2 separate regions of the Homo sapiens genome follow, and region 2 is linked to region 1. A link is a loop called in an ENCODE intact Hi-C map of the cell type or tissue named here. Cell type or tissue: transverse colon. All regions are shown on one strand.

Region 1 (2,500 bases):
TTAAGGAATCTCACCATTTCTTTAAAAACATCAGGGTCTAAATCATTTATTTCCACTCAATTCTTTATGCTTTCTTCCATTTCATGTTCAAACATGGCATTAAAAACTAGGGATTCAGGTACAAGCAGATTTATGAGCTTTAAATTCTTGTCCTCTCACTAAAAAACTGCAGTCTATAAATCTTGTGTTTTCCCAGAGATTACCTCAGTCTTCTCCTAGTCGACCCTCAGGCATCTTGAAAGTATTTGTATTAGTATGTCCTGATTTGTTTACTGAATCTTGGATCACACTCATCTTGTAAAATAATGTAAGCTTGTCATCTGGTCAAAGACTATTAGCTTCGTCAAGCAAAAGGTCTCTTCTAATGAATTTTTAAAAATCCCAGCCCTTCCCTTGCACAAATTGATATGCTCTTTTGCTTTCCATTGCTTTTGTTTCTTCCCTTTTAGCATTCAGAAGGGAACATTTGAATTTTGCTCACACTTCACTTTTGGGGCATCTGACTAAAAGCAAATATAAGGACCAAGTAGTCTTTACTTTCATTATCTAATGCTTTTGGGTTTACCCTCAGACACCATTTCATTTTGTCATTTGGGCCAGGTGAAAATTTGGAACTTTTTAACGCCTCACCCATTTCCTCTTGACAAAAACTGAAGTTATTAATTGTCTATGTGTTCAACATTTTACTATTTTGATCTGTGTATAACACTAGCTTTCTACTATGGGACAAGAAGACTTATCTCTAGTTAGAGGTGGGGCAGGTTCCTGAGACATTACCAGTTTATTGCATTCTTTTAGGATTTATGTAATACCCTACAGAGTTGAGTACCTTACCTTAGATATCTCAGAGCATTAGTGTTTGATTTTCCCCAGGAGCATGGTTCAGAAGGGCCACCCTCATGTATTCTCAATGCCTGGACTTGCCCTGGCTGCATCAGCTGTGAGAAGCTGAGGCTGTGCTGGAGGCAGCAGGGTTAATGGCGGCAAGTCCCTGTGGAGGCACCTTCACCAACCCACATTCCTCCTCCCCTGCCCTCTATCCTTCCCTATCTCTCTCTCCTCTTGGTGTCATTCCTTACTGCAATAGAGTTTTGCATCCACATACCTCCTTACTGCTGTTATTGACAAATATATTACATATGTATAAGTTAAATGTTCAGCATTACAAATACGTGTATATGCTTTACACACTTGCTTCTTAAATTTATTAAGAAAGTTGAATAAATATGAATTTATATTATCTGTTAAAATTACATAATTATTCAGGTGTACTTTTTTATTATGTGGAGTTGCACTGCTTTCTGTGTTTATTTACTTTTAGCCTGGAAAACTTTCTTTAGAATTTATTGTGAGACAGATTAGTTAGCAATAACTTCCTGTTTTTGTTTGTTTAGAAATGTATTTATTTCACCATTAATTTTTAAAGATGATTTTGTAGTATAAAGAAATTTTGGTTGGCAGTTTTTTCTTTCATTACTTTGAATATGGCATAGCACTGCCTTAGGGGCAGCATTTTTTCTGATGAGTAGTCAGCTATTAATGTTACCTGAGTTCCCTTATATATGGTTACTTGTTTTTGTTTTTATGCCTTATAATTTTCTTCCTTTAGTTTTCAACCTATTATTATTGCGTCTCTGTTTGGATCTTTTTGTGTTTACTCTAAACTAAGGATTTATAGAACCTCTGAAATTTGTAAATTAGTGTTTTTAAGATAGTTTATGGGACGTTTTGGGGCATTATTTTTGAATATTTTCCAGTGAATCTTTCCCTTCTTCATGTGGTACTCCTACTTTGCATATGTTAGTGTGCTTAAGTGTGTCCCAAAAGTCTATAAGGCTCTGTTTATTTCTCTTCATTCTTTGTTTCCCTGTTCTTTGGATTATATAATCTCTATTGATCTCTCTTCAGCATTTTTTGGCCCTTATTTTTCTTCCTCAAATATGAAACAGAATCCTGCTTGTGCATTGTCTATTTCTGTTATTATATTTTCATTTCAGTATGTTCACTTGGTTCTTTGAAAAATATATAACTTCTATTTATTTCTATATATTCTCGATTGAATGTGACATTGTCATTATACCTTAATTTTCAGCTTTATATGTGATTTCCTTTAGGTCTTTGAGTATATTTATAATGTGTAATTTAAAGTTTTGCCTACTAAATCTACAACTCATCTTTTTTTTTTTTTTTTTTTTTTTTGACAGAGTCTCACTCTATTGCCCAGGCTGGAGTGCTGTGGTATGATCTTGACTCACTGCAATCTCCACCTCCCGGGTTCAAGCAATTCTCCTGTCCCAGCATGCCAAGTAGCTGGGATTATAGGCATGCACCACCAGGCCTGGATAATTTTGTATTTTTAGTAGACGAGGTTTCACCATGTTGGCCAAGCTGGTCTTGAACTCCTGACCTCAGGCCATCCTCCCAACTTGACCTCCCCAAGTGCTGGAATTACAGGTGTGAGCCTCTGCATCCAACCCAACTCATCCCTTTCACAGGCATA
Region 2 (2,500 bases), 240 kb after region 1:
GAATGGTAATGAGGAGGTGTAGTGTGGCATTTTGATATTATCATGATATTGGAGGCAGGTAACAGATATCAACAAATTCTGCCCTGTCATTTAGTACTTTTGTTTACAGGATGACTGAAGAATACACACTACAAATGTTATAAATGTTATCAGAAAGAAGTTATGTATTAATGGGTAACTTCACTAGCACAATAACAAGAAGTAGGTATTGAAAAAAATCTGAAACGTATCATGGAGTTTAGGCTTTCCATGTAACCTGGGCCGTTTTACTTACCCTAATTTTGAAATAGGCCTATTCAGTATGTTGTTCAGAGGGCTATTCAGAGAATGGAAACCCAAGGCTCACCTTTCTTGAGTCTAAGTACCCACTCAGCCAAGTATATTTAGCAAAATAGAAAAACCAAACTGCTTTGGTGACTGGACTTTGCCAATGTCTGAAAGAAAGAAGTAACAGAAAGGAGAGTCTAAAGTTGATCCTGTACAGTATAAAACATTTCCCCAAAACGACTTTGCTTCTAACACCTATATTGATGCTACCTCCCATCTGAGAAAGAAGGGGGATATAAGCAGGAGTCAAGGCCAGGCACAGTGGCTCATGCCTATAATACCAGCACTTTGTGAGGCCTAAGTGGGAGAATCCCCTGAGCCCAGGAGTTTGAGACAAAGCTAGATGACTTAGAGAGAGCCCATTTCTTTAAAAAAAAAAAAAAAAAAAAAAAAAAAAAAAAAAAAAAGCAGGACATTGAGGTGAAATGCCTGTAGGGTTAGTTAGTCAGGAGGCTGAGGCAGGAGAATTGATTGAGCCCAGTAGTTTAAGGTTGAAGTGAGCTATGATTGCACCACTGCTTCACTGCATTCCAACTTCAGAAACACAATGTGACCCTCTCTCTCTCCCTCTCTCTTTCTCTCTCTTTCTCAGAAGAAGAAGGAGGATGAGGAGGAGGAAGAGGAGAAAGAAATGATATGGAAGAGGGGCAGGGAACTGCAGGGAGGAGAAGGGTGGGTCCCTGGCAAGGGCTCCACCCTTGGCTTGTGCCCAGGGACCTAGGTGAGGACAGGCACTCCTGCTTTCACACCCAAATGTTGCATTTCCCAAGATCACTCTGCCTTGCCACACCCCCATCATATGCCTATAAAACTCCTGAGACTCTAGCAGGCAAGCACACAAGTGGCTGGACGTCAAAACGAGTGGATTAGCAGAAGAAGAAACAAGTGGCTGGACATCAAAAGGACATCCAGGGGAGCACGCAGGCAGGCCATCAACTGGCAGAACAATGCGGAGTTTGGCTGGGGCAATTGAAGAAGAGTCAGGCTGCTCAGCAGCCCTACTCTAGGGGAAATCCGTCTGCCTGCTGGCTCCCCCATCTGCTGAGAACTACTTCTACTCAATAAAACCTTGCACTCATTCTTCAAGCGCACGACAATCCCATTCTTCTGATAAACCAAGGCAAGAACCCCTGATATAGAAAGCCCTTTTTTCCTGTGATAAGGCAGGTGTCTAACTGAGCTGACTAACACAAGCCATCTATGGACTGCTAAACTAAAAGAGCATCGCATACCGGGCAGAAGGAAGCCAGGCAGGAAGAGAGGTTCAGATGCTCCTTCCACCATAAAATATAGTAATAACTAGCTTTCTAATATGTACATCACAACTTTGATATTTGAATATTTGTAAAGCAGTTTTTAGTTTTATATCCTGTATAGCATTCTTGTAATCATCTATACTAATATTTTTGATGCAAATGTGGAGTTACTTTTACAACTCAGATAGCAAGTAGATGTTCTAGCATGCATCCTGCTTTTTGGGGGGCTATAGTAGGGGATATGCAGTTTTCTTTATCCACAGTGTGCTCTTTCTATTTGTCCACTTGACAATATTGTACTCATTCTTCAAGTCTCAAGTCACATACCACTTCTTCAATGTGTAGCCTTCACTTATTGCCCCAGAGAACTTGGTGCTTCTTTCTTGAGATCTGAAAGTAATTTTAATGCAGTTTTACTGTTGCAGTAATTTGTTATCTAGAGAACACTGCCCATTTCATTGCCTCATATTGAGCATTGCTCATTTTAATTCTAAGACTCACCACAAATAATTATTCAAAAATTTATGTAATCCTAGGTCATCTAAAAACCAAAGCTTTTATACCTCATGGTGGAGCCAATGGCACCTATGAGAGGATCTACCATGGGATCCCTGTGGTGGGCCTTCTTTGTTTGTAAATTAACCTGATAAGTTTGCTCACATGAAGGCTAAGGCATAAGCTGTTAGAGTAGACTCAAAAACAATGTCAACTATAGATTTGATCAATGCATGAAAAGCAGTCATTAATGACTCTTCATGAATGTATTTTTTTAACTACATAGCATGTGTTGATAACTTCTCACATGAAGGCCAAGGAAGCAGCAGTGACTTTAAACAGGAACACAGCACTGAGTACTTTTTTTTTGGTAATGCTTAAAGACAATTGTCAATAAACCACTGTGAGTATCACAATCTGTT

What was found. A loop is a pair of places that touch in the nucleus more often than their neighbours do. Peaks named below come from ENCODE experiments on the same cell type or tissue, not always from the same donor. Only the 100,000 strongest peaks of a DNase experiment are listed, where the experiment ranks them.
Region 2: it touches region 1 in a loop (4-fold over the local background); 7 of 110 quality-filtered maps call a loop at or near these places.

What each region holds. Positions count from the first base shown.
Region 1 is chr4:69,123,548-69,126,047 of GRCh38, reverse strand. It overlaps the pseudogene SPOPLP1. Among named protein-coding and RNA genes, the nearest start is that of UGT2B7, 28 kb to the right of the region's middle. In transverse colon, no CTCF peak of the experiment used is centred here; no DNase peak of the experiment used is centred here.
Region 2 is chr4:68,879,743-68,882,242 of GRCh38, reverse strand. It overlaps the pseudogene LOC101930041. Among named protein-coding and RNA genes, the nearest start is that of UGT2B10, 65 kb to the right of the region's middle. In transverse colon, no CTCF peak of the experiment used is centred here; a DNase peak (open chromatin) is centred at 1,072.